Regions from separate parts of the Homo sapiens genome. Here all the other regions are linked to region 4. Evidence: chromatin contacts called from ENCODE Hi-C data. All regions are on one chromosome and are shown on one strand. Each heading gives the region's core, a stretch centred on a gene start or an enhancer-like site at or near the end of the contact. The rest is flanking DNA. Distances are from core to core; before and after follow the strand shown.

What was found. A loop is a pair of places that touch in the nucleus more often than their neighbours do. Pooled maps may share reads with other maps.
Region 1: a loop to region 4 is called in a map of B cell, with 15 times the contacts of the local background. The contact joins the promoter of OGFRL1 here to the promoter of PHIP in region 4. A Hi-C loop is called at or near these places in 2 of 168 maps with a recorded cell type or tissue (B cell and naive thymus-derived CD4-positive, alpha-beta T cell) and 6 of 50 pooled maps.
Region 2: a pooled map shows a loop between it and region 4 (2.8-fold over the local background). The contact joins the promoter of ORC3 here to the promoter of PHIP in region 4. A Hi-C loop is called at or near these places in 4 of 50 pooled maps.
Region 3: a loop to region 4 is called in a map of CD4-positive, alpha-beta memory T cell, with 20 times the contacts of the local background. The contact joins the promoter of ZNF292 here to the promoter of PHIP in region 4. A Hi-C loop is called at or near these places in 2 of 168 maps with a recorded cell type or tissue (CD4-positive, alpha-beta memory T cell and naive thymus-derived CD4-positive, alpha-beta T cell), 3 of 37 single-sample maps with no recorded cell type and 11 of 50 pooled maps.
Region 5: a map of CD8-positive, alpha-beta T cell shows a loop between it and region 4 (7-fold over the local background). The contact joins the promoter of CEP162 here to the promoter of PHIP in region 4. A Hi-C loop is called at or near these places in 3 of 168 maps with a recorded cell type or tissue (CD8-positive, alpha-beta T cell and naive thymus-derived CD4-positive, alpha-beta T cell) and 14 of 50 pooled maps.

Annotation. Positions count from the first base shown.
Region 1 is chr6:71,287,361-71,290,060 of GRCh38, forward strand. OGFRL1 (opioid growth factor receptor like 1) reads left to right here and starts at 1,451. Exons shown (of 7, transcript NM_024576.5): 1 at 1,451-1,810. The coding sequence starts at 1,577. The region is part of intron 3 of LOC124901339 (a long non-coding RNA gene); the gene reads right to left. RefSeq lists a silencer at 1,104-2,163.
Region 2 is chr6:87,588,845-87,591,544 of GRCh38, forward strand. ORC3 (origin recognition complex subunit 3) reads left to right here and starts at 1,291. Exons shown (of 20, transcript NM_012381.4): 1 at 1,291-1,348. The coding sequence starts at 1,325. It overlaps RARS2 (arginyl-tRNA synthetase 2, mitochondrial), which reads right to left and starts at 1,143. Exons shown (of 20, transcript NM_020320.5): 1 at 1,078-1,143. The coding sequence starts at 1,113. RefSeq lists enhancers at 273-1,234, 998-1,227, 2,608-2,700.
Region 3 is chr6:87,154,240-87,156,939 of GRCh38, forward strand. ZNF292 (zinc finger protein 292) reads left to right here and starts at 1,326. Exons shown (of 8, transcript NM_015021.3): 1 at 1,326-1,520. The coding sequence starts at 1,353. LOC124901355 (translation initiation factor IF-2-like) reads right to left here and starts at 1,008. Exons shown (of 2, transcript XM_047419630.1): 1 at 737-1,008. RefSeq lists enhancers at 864-1,023, 1,294-1,633, 2,145-2,700.
Region 4 is chr6:79,076,845-79,079,544 of GRCh38, forward strand. It overlaps PHIP (PHIP subunit of CUL4-Ring ligase complex), which reads right to left and starts at 1,410. Exons shown (of 40, transcript NM_017934.7): 1 at 1,185-1,410; 2 at 1,011-1,069; 3 at 856-885; 4 at 604-663. The coding sequence starts at 1,224. It overlaps LOC124901346 (a long non-coding RNA gene), which reads left to right. Exons shown (of 2, transcript XR_007059652.1): 2 at 1-422. RefSeq lists silencers at 129-628, 1,128-1,297, 1,428-1,667 and an enhancer at 1,788-1,837.
Region 5 is chr6:84,226,201-84,228,900 of GRCh38, forward strand. CEP162 (centrosomal protein 162) reads right to left here and starts at 1,443. Exons shown (of 27, transcript NM_014895.4): 1 at 1,380-1,443; 2 at 137-252. The coding sequence starts at 193. RefSeq lists enhancers at 856-1,356, 1,357-1,857, 1,759-1,918.

The DNA.
Region 1 (2,700 bases), core at 201-2,700, 7.8 Mb before region 4:
ACAGAGCTACAGCCTAGATGTCTTGTTGCAGTGCATGAAGAGCTTAGGTAATCCTGATTTATCCATGGAATAGGCAGCTGGTTTACCTGATTCTTCCCTTAGAAACAGTCCATCTAACATGATTTGGCTTCCTACTTCATCATGAAACATTTGAAAAGAAACTATTCATTCCAAGTTCAACAGTTTAATCTTCAAATATCTAGCTCATCTTTCTTAGTCCATATTTAACAAATGTTTACTGAGCATCCACCAAGTTGACAGCACTGTAAATACAGACACACTTTCAGACGGGGGCTGCCTGCAAAGAGGCTTCCCTTCTAGTTAGAAAGCCAGAAGACACATTTTACAACAGTCACTTTTCTCTGGGTCACATATTTGATAATACTACCTTATCTTTACGTACTTCTATAGGCTTATGCCTGTAATCCCAGCTATTGGGAGGCTGAGGCAGGAGAATTGCTTGAAACCAGGAGGCGGAGGTTGCAGTGAGCCGAGATCGCGCCTCTGCACTGCAGCCTGGGCAACAGAGGGAGACTCTGTCTCAAAAAGAAAGAAAAGAAAGAACAGAACAACAGAACAGAACAGAACAGAACAGAACAGAACAGAACAGAACAGAACAGAACAGAACAGAAAAAAGAAAGAACTTCCCTAACACAGTTCTCCCTCCTCCTTTCATTTGCAGAACAGACCACAGGGCCGAGGCTTCTTCCATTAGAAACAGCCCATCTGTTCTACTGATTCTGAGATTTTTGCCTACACGGAGCACCAATTTGTAGTGGGTGTAAGGTTACCCGCAAATCAATGTGATGGTCCAGTTGTTACTGTTCCTTTTGTTTCACGAGCGATTGCTCATTAGATGAGGTGACTGATAGCTCTGACTTTTTCTAGACCACAAGGACTCTAGGTGGCTGCCCTAAGTACAGTTGTGGCAGCTGGGATTTCCTGTTTATATGGTGCCCGGCACCATCAGCTTTTGTCCTCTGCTGCAGCTAAAGTGTCTTCCTCCTGGACCAGGGAGAGGGGGAGGGGGTGTGGACAGGACCCGCCTGCTGACGGTGACACCTCTTCGACACCACGTCCACGCCAGTCCTCAGCTCCAGGAGCTGGGCGGGATCCCTCATCCCGCTCAGCTGGGAGATGCCCCGGGAGGGCGTCCCCCGGCTCCGGGCGGCGAGGGTAGTAGCCGACCCCAATCCACTCCGGGGGCCGCCGGGGGCCGCGTGAAGGCAGGTGTTCCGGGGAGAAACGTGGAAGGGAGGCGCGGCCTGGGGCCGGTGGCGCTCGGCTGGGGGCCGCAGTTGGCTCCCCTGGGGGCTCTGGGCGGCGGCAGCTCCCGCCTGTGGGGAGGAGAAGGAGCCGGATGGGCGGGTTCAGGCGCGCGCGGCGGCGGTCCCGGGGCCGCCGGCTCCTCCCCGCGAGGGTGCCTGTCCGCCGCTCGCCGCGCTGAGGCAGTGCGGGGCGGGCGCGCCTAGGCTGCCGCCCAGCGCCCTCGCCGCGGCCATGCCCGGGCCCTAGAGCGCCTGCCGCAGCTTGCGCCCCGCAGCCCCGCAGCCCCGCGCCCGCCGCCGCCTCTTCAATGGGCAACCTGCTCGGCGGGGTCAGCTTCCGCGAGCCCACCACCGTGGAGGACTGCGACTCCACCTGGCAGACCGACTCGGAGCCCGAGCCCGAAGAACCAGGGCCGGGCGGCGGCAGCGAGGGCCCGGGGCAGGAGTCCGAGCAGCCCGCGCAGCCCCCGGAGCAAGCCGGCGGGCGGCCCGGCGCCAGCCCCGCGCCGGACGAGGACGCCGAGGCGGCGGGCGCCGAGCAGGTACGCGGCCCAGCGGTGGCCTCGGGTCGGGCTGGGGCGCCCCGACACCCCAGAGGGGCAAGTGCCAAGCCGCCCTCGCGCTCGGAGGCCAGGGGCGCCAGGTGGCTGCTCGCCGCTGCGACCCGACCCCTCCGCGCCGCGGCTGACCTGTCTCCCGGTGGAGCCCGGGGGCCTGCAGGAGCCCAAAGCGCCGGACCCTCCCACTGCCGGCCTGGGGCCTGGCCGAGGGCACGGCGAGGAAGTCCCTCAAGGCAGAACCCAACTTGAATGGGTGTTTTCTTTGCCTCTGCAGAGCAGCTGGATTATGCGAAGGTGGGGTGGGAGGAACCTGTCTAAAAATAGAGGATTTTGACAACCCCTCTAGTGTGTGTTATTGGTAAAAAAAAAAAAAAAAAAAAAAAAAAAAAAAATTACTCAGAATAAGGTGGGGCTACAAGTGCAAGCAGCCAGCGCTCTCCCCTACAGTGGGGTCTAAGCCGTCAGAAGTGTAGGCCCTCATCTGAAGTTCATACGTCACTGTTCTGCCCAACTCAGGCCTTTCAACCTAGGATTCAGGGCATTCTTCACGAATCTTATTTCACCAGAAGACTTGTTGATCCAACTGTGTTTGAACTGTTTGACTAATACAGCTTGGAGGAGAGGTTAGTCAAGAGATAAGCCCCTTAACCTCTGATGGACTGAAAATAATCAGGAACTTTAAAAAGGAGGAAATATGTAGCCGACCCCCTGAAGAAGTGTGCATCCTGGAGGTGGTTCAGGTTTGCCGCTCCACATTAGGCCCTTCTCTTTATCAGCTAGGGGCGATGGAGATTGGGAAAATGGAGCCCAAAGTCCAATGTGACCACAGGGTTTTGGGGGAATCATAACCTAAATATTACAGCTAACACCGC
Region 2 (2,700 bases), core at 41-2,540, 8.5 Mb after region 4:
ATACCCATCAGTAAAATCTGACCTTGCTTTCCCAGTTTAATACACTACCAAAGCTCTCAGTGGTGTTCTTCCTTATCCCAGTGAGCAATAAATTCAGCTGTCTTAACAAAATGTCATGTTGGTGATATTTGGCGAATTATCACCGGACAGGGCAGTACATCTATAAACATAAAGACAAGGCAGAGGGATTTCCCCACAAATGTCTAGAAATACTGTAAAAATGAGCCAAGATAAATTATACACCAGGCTAATTACGTCCACTAGTACATCCATTAATCAGAAGGAAATGGGTTAGCCAAGACCACAATAGAAAGTTTCCTTGCAAGGGTGGCCAATGAGTCTTAAAAATTCTTTTTGATTAATTCCACATTTATACTGCAATTTTGCCCAGCGCGGTGGCTCAGGCCTGTAATCCCGGCTCTTAGGGAAGCAGAGGAGGGAGGACAGCTTGAGCCCAGGAGTTTGAGGCCTGCCTGGGCAATACGGCGAGACCCCGTTCTCCACAAAAAGGAAAAACAAAACAAAGCAATTATATTGCAATTTTGTAAGCCCTTCCTCACAACAGAGCTGTTCAAATACGACCCTGAACCAAGAAAAACTGAGTCTCAGATAGCTCTTATATCTTTGGGCGTTACCAAAAACAATTCTAGGGTAGGCTGCCTAAGTGACTGCAAGAGAAATAAGCAGCTTTAAAATGAGGTCCTTCTGAAGAACAATCCAGATCCATCATCAATGTCACTAAAGTGTAAAGAACACTAACTTCTATGGGGTCTAATCATGGTCTAATGACTTGCCGCCACCCAGGTAAAGCATTCATAGCTGTGGGGTGGGAAGGAGAGAAGAAAGCACCAGGTACCTTTCAAAGTTTACTTTTCACCGAGACAAACTGATCCCAGCCGACGCTCCACAGGACTTCTGAAGCTCCACCAGCTCCAGAGAAGGGGGAGGAGGTGGTAGAAACTAACAGGATTCCGTGGGACCCACCCTCCAGCTGACTGAGGACTGGCCCGCAGCGGTGAAAGGCCTTTGGGGTCCCTAGCTCCTCAGGGACTCCTCTGCGCGCTCCGGGATCCATACCTGGCAAGCAATAGCGCGGCGAAAGCCGCACGCCATGTCCACCTCTACGGAAGTGCGCCGCAGTCCGCCAGTTCCGGCCTCGCCCCACCTCCTTATACGACCCGCCTCCCCGCGCCGGAAACCCGCCCCGGAGGGTGATGCCAGCCAATCAAGGAGCCGTGTGGCTCGCCACTAACCTCTGCCCTGCAGCCGCGAGGGCGCGCGGGAAATCCCGAGTGCATCTGGAATACGCAGAGTCAGTAAGACCATGGCTACGTCCTCGATGTCTAAGGTATGTGGTGGCCGATGCGCACTGTGGCTCTACCGCTGCCTCATTCCCCTTTGAAGAAGGGATGAAGCCGAGGTTACGTAGGCATCCCTTCCCTGGCTGGAGAGGAGGGAGGGAGCGGCGTACTGAGCTGAGGCGTCCTTGCTCCAGATCAGTTGAGGCCAACTTTGCTTGGGGAGCGAGGACGCGGATCTGCCTTGTGGTATGGCTAGGAGGATTTTTAAGTTCTGGTTGGTGGAGGTCGGATGTCCTGATGATGTGGCCCAGTCTCTCATTTTTCCATCTCACAAATACTGTGCGCCAAGCACTCCGTTAGGTACCAAGATGCAGTGGTAAACAAAACAGATTCAGTTTCTGCAGTCAAGAAAGTCGGTAAACATAGATAAACTGACGATCACAAATTTTAAGTGTTAGCAAGGAAAAGAGTTCTAGGCAGACAACAGAAGAGTGGGAAGAACCTAATATAGGTTGTCGGGGGTTAGCGGAGGCTTTTTGGAGAAAGTGACCCTTTCGCTGAGACCTGAAAAATGAGTAGAAGTTAGGTTAAGGATTAGGGCGAGGAGGGCAGAGAGAACAGCATGTTTCTTCGGCCCAGAAGATAGAAATAAAATGGCATATTAGAGGAATTTAAAAATCATAATCAGAAAGTAGACAAAGAGTGGGAGCGTCATGAAAAATGAGAATGAAAAAGTAATGTGGATGCGGGTGTGTGTGGTGGGATATCTTATAGACCTCCTCATGTTGGCTACCTAGATGGCAAGAAATTGCAAGACATAGTGTAGTTGGTAAGAAGATAAGCCCTAGAGCTGTATTGTCCAATGTGTTAGTCACTCACCACATGTGGCTATTTAAATTTGAGTTAAAATAAAGTAAGATTAAATAAAAATTCAGTTTCTCCGTTGCACTAACCACATTTCAAGTGCTCAATCATCACATGTGGCTGCAGCTACCATTTTAGATAGTGCAGATATAGGACATTTCTATCATTACAGAAAGTTCTGTTGGACAGCGCTGTTCTGGACCACAAAAAGTAAGACCTTGAGTTCTATTGTAAGTGCAGCGGGAAGCCCCTGAAGTTAAGCTGTCTGAGAAAGCTGAAAAATGCACATGAAGAAGCTACATTCTCCCTATGTTAAAACAATGGATTGATGAAGAAGGCTATGTCATGGATCTGATTTTTTATTTTGATTAAAACGGTTTATGAGAAGCAGTGCTTTTAAAGACTACATCTCAAGGAAAAAGGACAAGCCCTGGGGTTTAAGGTTATGCTAGTAGAGATTCAAAGGTAGTATTTTTATTAGAAATGGTACTGGTTTTATTTTGTCCTGGTTATAATGTTCTGTAGGTTTTGAATG
Region 3 (2,700 bases), core at 76-2,575, 8.1 Mb after region 4:
TCACTCAGAGTAAATGAAAAGACTGGGTGCCTCATCAATATCATTGTTTCTAAATTTCTGTAGACTATTCAGTTGCAAGAGAGATAGGTCTTTTGTCTAATGCTCTAACGGTAAAAAAAATATTAGTTTTATTAAGAACTTTAGGGTTAAGCTCTTGGATTTTTGTAGCACCTCTTCTACTCTTTTGTTCAAGTGCCAAGTATTAATTCTTTTCAGCTTGTAAGTAAAATGTGGTTCAGAATGCTACCTCTATTTGTAGCATTAGGAAAAAAAAATGCTGTAGATATTTATAATAATTCTCGACAATATTGTTTTATTTTAGCATCAATTTCCTCTCCTCCGTTATGATTTTTAATGGAGTCCTTATTGGTGTTTTTTTTTTCCTTGACCTACTTTCTTTTCAATAGCTTTCATATATAGCCTGTTGTCATTGTTGGTGATTTCTGTAGAGTGTAGTAGAGTCTAAATCACGGTGAAACAGAGTAGTTAGTTATCACTTATTCTAGAAATGTTTTCGTGGTTTAAAAGTCATCTGGTCTGTTCATATTCTGACTTCTTTTAAACTATGCTTTTCATGAATTTGCTCCGTTCTCCAGACTGAGGATTGAACCTCATTCTGCTCTGACCCAATTGTTCTTTTCCTTTGTTGCCTCCACCCCCTAGAGAATGTGTTTCCAGGGGACAGGCGTTCTTGGTGCTGAAGAGGAGGAGAGTCAAGTGAGACGAGATCTGGTACCTCACGCACTAGATCCCTCCTCTCCGGCCTGGTGAGAAGTCAGAGACAATTTTGACAGTTCATAGTCCTGCCTTGGCTCTCACGCTTGCGGTCCATGGGCGGGTTTTACCTTCTCTCTCTTCCTCTGCTTCTGGCCTGCTTACAGGCCAACAGCAAATGCAGCCATTGCCCGAGACCACTCAGAACTCTCCCTGTGCCATCCTCTTGGGGAACAGGAGGATATGTCCGTAGAAGACTTCGTGGACTGGGGAAAGCCACGCCGGGATCGGGACGCCGGAGAGGGTCGCCCCTCCCTAGGCTTTTTCCCGTCGCGGCGCCCACGTGACCGAGAGCAGGCCTTCACCAGCCCGCCCCTTTCGGCCGCTGCTGCCCACTTCCCGCTCGGGGTAAGTAAACCGCCGTTTTCCGCACCGCCCCAACCCCGCCCTTCTCCTTTCCCCTTGCCTTCACCTCCCTCGGGCTCTCTCGCGCCACTCTCCCCACCCCCATATCTTCCCCATCGGGCCCTTTGTACGTGCTCGGCGCCGTGCAAGCGCGCCCGGCACGTGACCCCGCCGAACGTGGCATTGTGTTATCACGTGACCCAGGTGCGTACGCGACGGAGCGGGGTGTGAAGATGGCGGACGAAGAGGCCGAGCAGGAGAGGTTGAGTTGCGGCGAAGGCGGCTGCGTCGCGGAGCTGCAGCGCCTGGGCGAGCGGCTCCAGGAGCTGGAGCTACAGCTGCGGGAGAGCCGGGTACCGGCCGTGGAAGCGGCCACCGACTACTGTCAGCAGCTGTGCCAGGTGAGGGCGCCCGGTGGTCCCCTCCCCCTTTCCCCAGCTAGAGGGGGAAGAGGGCGAGCGAGCGCTAGGCGGCCGAGAGGTGGTCGCCGCTTCCTTGGCATCATCGGCGCCTCCGCCTGGGTGGGAGCGGGAGTAGAAGGAAGGCGCCTTTGTGTGGCTGCAGTTGTGGCGGTTGTTGTCGTCTGCAGCTCCTGGCTGGGGGAAGGGAGTTGCGGTCAAGGCGGAAAATCCCCCCTCCCCTTTCCTTCCCTGAACTCGGGACTGCGCGGTCCCCGCGGCTGAGGAAATGTACACGGTGCGGATTGGAGAGAGTAGGAGAATGGAGGCCAGGTTCTCTTCCTCCTCCTCCTTTTATTGTGCACTGGGGATTACCGCGCCTCCCGCCTCTGCGCCTCTGCTTCCCACTCCGACGGGCCTCCGCCCCCACTGGTTTGATTCCTTTGCCTTCCCCTGCTTTCATCCGTCCCGCCCCCCAGCCCCGGCCCTGTCCTGGCTGTCTCCGGGCCTTTGTTGTTCGAGTTTCGCCTTAGGACTGAAGGGGCCTTTGTTGATGTTCGGAGGAGCAGTCCCCGCCGACCCCTTCTAGTTGAGCTAGACGTTCGGGAGGGGGTGCTTGGCGGAGGTTGTCCCCTCCTGCCCATACTTGCTTGCTTGGTGCATCACTTCTGTGGTAAAGCTTTATCTCCTTAGTGTAGAGGAGCTGTGCCTGTACATCTGTCTCAGGTTGAGTGTCCTTTTGGGGCGGTTTTTCCAGAGTCCGTTTCTCATTTGCTTTCGCCCTTCGAGGAGTATGATTTCCACTATCCTTTCTGTCCCGATCACCCCCTCACCCCTGTTTCTTGGAGTCCTTCCTATTTGGCTTCCTGATGAAGTGGGAGAAGACTGAGGTTCATGTGGATCTGTGCTTTGGGTAGTTTCAAATCTTTTCTTTGCTTGCCCAAGGGCACTGCTCACCAGTGACTGCATTCTAACCAGAATTTGGAATGTTAATAACACTGTTTGCTAGTGATGAAAATCATTTCATCCATGGTGAAAATCGGAGAGTTTGGGACTACATTTGCACTTCATTACGAGCCTTACACTTAGGTTTAAAATTTCAAGGTAGTGTTGCTGGCTCTGGTGAAGACTTTGATTTGATTGTCTTGAGGAGGAAAAAGAAGACACAATTTACACAGGTCAT
Region 4 (2,700 bases), core at 160-2,659:
CCAACTATCATCACACATCAGAATCCTTCCAACAAAAAACCCAGGACTGAATTTAAGGAAAACAAAATAAACGACAGAGGGGGAAAAAATAATGTCTTGCCACGGTACCGCAGCGGCTGGATAGCCTGCTTGTGAAATGCTAATGCCACTTCGGAGCAGTTAGTCACCAGCTATTGTGTAGGGCAGGAGAAAGCCGAGCCGGCCGCGCGTGCAGAGCGAGCAAGCGAACGAGCGAGCGCGCTCTCCCTCTTCGCGCCGCTCCCGCCGCCGCCGACTCTCGCGCGCCCCCGCGCCCGCACGGACGCGCGCGCCGGCCCCTCCTCCTCCGGCCTTGCACTGCACAACACTCATGACGTATCTTTATTTCTAGCACATTAACAAAATATCACAAATAAATTGTCCGCAGCCCCTGCGGCCCCGAAGTACGAGTACCCCCGGCCACTGGCCCCCGCAGACCCCGCGCCGGCCTCCCAACCCTCCCCATGGCCTTTGGAGCTTTCACGTTCTAGGGCCAAGTTTTTGTCTCTGTAAAAAATTGCGGGAAATTCAATTTTTATTCGACTCAGGGAAAAGTTTCTTTGCTCTGCGACGTGAATGTCTCACCAGATTCTGGTAGGTCCTGGGATGCTCCTTCCCGGTCCAGTCGGTGCGCCGGGGCAGCAGCTGCGGGGAGAGGACACCCCGTGAGCCCGGCCCCCGGCCCCTACCCGCCCGCTCCCCTCCCCCGCCCGCCCCGCGCCCCGGCGGGGACCCCGAGCCCCGCGCCCCGCGCCCTGCCGGCGGCGGCAGCGGCGGCGCAGCGGCCCAGAGGCGGCCGCGCGGCGGCGGGACGCGCCGGGCCGCCGCCGCCCTTACCTCCTTCTCGGCCACCTCGCGGATCAGCACCTGCAACAACAAAGCGGGGAGAGCTGAGCCCCGCGCCCCGGGCCGCGGCCCCGCCGCCGCCGCCTCCCTCCCCCACGCCCGCGAGCGGCGAGCGCCGGCCCGGCCCGCGCCGCGCGCCGCCGTACCTGAGCCGCCTGCTGACAGGGTCCATCTTCCAGGAACCGGGCGATGAGGAAGTAGAGCTCTGCGCGGGAGAGAGGGACGGGGAGACACACAGGCTGAGCGGTCGGGCGGCGGGGGGCGGGGGACCGCGGGCGGAATCGCCCGGTGCCAGCGGCCCCGGCAGCCCCCCGACTTACCCGATCGCAGCTCCGAGAGGCCTTTCCTCTCACAAGACATGTTTATGGGTCACTTCAGGGCCGCCGACGGGACACCCCGCCGCCGAGGGGAAGCGGGGACGGTGCCGCCGCCTGCCCTATAGCTGTCAGTGTGTGTTCACGAGCCGAGCTTCGGCTCCACCATTCAAGCAACGGCGGCGGAGGCGGAGGAGGAGGAGGAGGAAACAACAACTCTCAGGCAGCGACTACGGCCGTGGCCGCCTCCGCCGCGGATCCCTCCGCCGCAGAAAGGAGTCCGCCGCCTTCGCGGCCCAGGGCTCGGCCCCGGCTCTGGCCCGCGCCCCCGCCCCCCGGCGCTAAAAAAGGAGTGCCTCCGACCCCTCGTCCCCAGCGCTCCGCACGCGGCACAGTGAGACCCCCACCCGCTCCTCCCCGCAGGGCGTGCGATTTATTTATTTATTTCCAGTCGGAGAAGATGTCGGAGCCCAAGCCGCCGGTTGGCTGGAAGGCGCTTTCTCTGTGGAGGCCGATAGTGGCAGGGAGGGGGCCGGGGACGGTTCCGCGGAGGGATCTGACGCACACGGAGCCGCAGCACAGGCTCTATTCAGCGGCGCTGGCTGGAGCTGAGATGGAAGTTAGTTTCTATGTAGCAGAAATATGAAACAAATGAAGCAAAACTGCCCAGAGAGGGGAAATGCCCCAAGGATGGGTCTCACTCACGCGCGTACACAGACACACACGCAGAGAGCACTCTCACGCTGGGCAAGCTCGGGATCGCGCTACCCTTCCCGAGTTGAATGATAGTGTTTGGTTTCTGTCTCTTGCCATGTGCATGTGTATAAATGCTGCGGATTGGCATCTGTGTAAGTCTTGTCCTGCGTTATTTCTGCAGCCTATGCAAGTGTTGTGTAATTTATTGGAGTGCTGTATATTGCAATAGAGGTTTGGGCTGCTTTTTGTTAAGCACTTGCGTTTTGCAAACCCGTTATTTGCTGAAGCCACCTCTGCATATTTCTTTTATTACTGCCATTGCCTTTGGCGTACGTTTTTTAAATGTTTTTTATTGTTAAACGGGCAAAGCGAACTCTTGATTTGTACTTCAGATACTCTTTTTCCTTATTACAAAAAGGCTAGTGATGGCTAATTAGGTATTTGGAATTAAAGAACCTTAAAGCTTTTTTAAGTGTTTACGAGAAGGGAGAATGTAAACCTGAGGGAAAGGAAAGGACGCTAATATTCATGTCTAACTGATCTGGAGGTAATTTAGTGACAGATCGATAACCTGCCTAAGGATATTGAAAGAGTATACTACAGTTTAGCCAAGGTGAATAGTGATTAAATAATTTAAATAATCTGTGTATCTTGCAGTTGACTTCGTCATGCTAATTAATGGCTTCTAATTTGAGATGTAAACCATTCCTGTTTACAGTTAATCACGGGAAGACTTCTTGAAAACTGACGAAAAGGAGAAAAAAAAATCTTTCGTAAATTAGTATGTAATTACCGATTTTATATGCTAAATCATACATCTGTGTTT
Region 5 (2,700 bases), core at 193-2,692, 5.1 Mb after region 4:
AAAAGGGACAGGGCTAGAGGGATGATGGGAATTCAGAGTTTGGTGATGGACTAACTGTATCTTCGAGATGACAGAATTGAAGGATGAGTCTTTTGAGACAAATTTGACAATATAGCTTTTAAAAATATAAACTTACCTCTTTCATAAACTGTTCAAACTCTTCATCTAGCTCTTCTTGGGAACAGTTAGCCATAGTCAACAATTTTGACCTCCCAAAGTAAACATTCTAAAGTACCTCAAACATTGGAAACACTAAATGACAAGAGACATAAACATCTTTTGAGGAAATCCATCAGATCATGAACACGACCAGACTTAAACTTCGGACATTTGTTATGATTCAGTATATATGCACAATTTTTTTTAACCAGTAAGAGCTGGTCAAGAGATTCCTAATTCATTAAGCAAACTGATTTGGAAAAGCAGCTTTGACAGGATGTCTTGTACTCAACGTTCAGAATTATGTTTTCATCTGTTAACATCCAATTGTTAAAGAGTGGTCTCTACAATATTTCCCAAACCTATGTTTGTGTGCATGTGTTAATTAGTACCTCTCAAACACAAACCAGGTCCTCACAGGGAATCTTAAAAACTGTAAGTTAGCAAATCCAAAGGACTGTTTCTTTCTTGCAAAGCACACGACAGTTTGTGCTGCCTTATCACTCGGCTCGTTATTTTACCAATCCATAGTAATAGTTTCGTAAAGCAGACTGCATAGTTTCGTAAAGCAGACTGTATCCAGATACGGGGATGTTTCAAAATATACACAAATAGAATTTAGTAAGAATTAGTAATTTAGTCAAAATACTTAAAGAATACTTAAAGTTAATGGAGTACACAAATCAGTACTATGTTTCTTTTGAAGCGAGGGAAGACCGACAAAAATTATGTGCTGAACACAAGCAGAATCCAGTGATTTGCAACGGAAAGCGTTCCCCTAGACACCTAATGAACCCAACCTTGGGTCGACCCCCAGCTCCTGAACTCCCTAGAGCAGCTCAAATCCCAGCTTTCTTCTGTAGAGATGGGGGAGGGGAAGAGGGCTTGCAGACCCGGACAATACCCTCCCCATCGTGCAGAGTAACACCTCTTCCCCTCATTTGCACTTTCGATCAGTTCAGGGTAAGTGCGGTTAAGGTCTTGGCCTGAATAGCTTGGTCAGGGGTGAGCTCCACTAAAAGCTTCTCAAGCCTGGCTGCGACCCCGTCCCCAGAAGCGCGGGTTCGGGAATTGGAGGGAAGACAAAGACGCATTTGCCGTGGGCTCCGGGCGGAGAAGGGGAATGACCTGGAAAATTAAAGCCCTTCGCTCGAGTATGAAGCACGGCCTCGACCAGGGCGATTTGGGTGGGAAACCAGCGTTCACACCTTACCACCTACCTCTGCCTCTGAATTCCGCGCTTTCCCGGAAGGTCTGTGCGGGTCCACCAGTTGTCAGGGTAACAGACTTCAGCTGCCGGGTTCTGGAGTCACATGACCCGGGCTGGTCACGTGGGCCGTGGGTTTCCCAATGCCTTTACAAGCGAAGGTCGGAATAACCACGGCTGAGAAAGACACTCTAGTGGCTAAACCTTCGCTGCTGCAGTAAAATGCCTTTCCTTCCCTGGCTTTCTCTACGTTCCTTAGAAAAGGGGACAGCGGCAAACCGGTTACTGGAGAAGCGAGACGGAGGCTTCCAGCAGGCTTGGAGGGCGCGGTGGTTGTAGGCCAGCCCGTGGCTTTCTGGGAAATGTAGTTTAGCTCCCCTGGTCCTTGTGTTTCCGCACTCCGCATCGTCGCCTCCCGCCTTCCCCACACTTGTCATTCGAGCGCTCTGTTTTTCCAAGGGGCAATTTTGAAGAGATTGAATTTCTTGGATTTCTTTGGCCTGCAAAGACCTGTGTAGGCATTGTGAGAGAAACACAAACCTGTGAGGAAAAAAACTGTCGTTTAGATGGGGACTCTGTTCCACCACCTAGTGGGCAAGAAATCGAAAATACGCAAACAGCAAGATTCTTATTAAGTTATTGCTCCTCCCGCTACCCCTACTTTTCAAAACTGCATTCTTTACTGGCATTTCACAATTACTGACTTGGATTTTGTTTTCTATTTCTTTTCTTTTTTTCAAAGCATGCAACATTAGCTGGAGTTTCAGAGGACAACATTTAGCATAGTGTAAGTAAAATCTACAACAGCTGCAGGTTTTGCTGATGGTAGACTTAGTTCAGGACCTCATCTTTAGCTAGAACTGTTTATTCATCAAGTCTTTCTTGCAATACAAATATGTACAAACCAGGAGCTGTGGACTATGATGCAAATATGAATAATAAAAGAAATATCTTAAGCTACCATTTATTGAGAAGTTGACTTCCTGCCACCTTCTATCAAAGACTTACCTTCCCACATATGATCTAGAGCCTTTACCCATTCTTCTTCTCACTGATCTTGTTCCACTGGTCATTTCCCTTAATCCTGTATCTTCGACTTCTGGCTGGCTGTGGGATTTTTCCTAACAGCATTTGAACATGCCTTGAGATCCCCACCTAAAACATCACTTCTGACACATTCTCTTCATGCTATTATTTCCCAGTGGTTGAAATGATCTGTCTCCTCACCTTACTTGCCAATCTTTTCTGAGGAATTATTTCCACTTTACCTCCCTTTTGTCAGACCTTTTAATCCTGTCTCTGTGTGTGTAAGTGTACATATATGACAGCGCTTT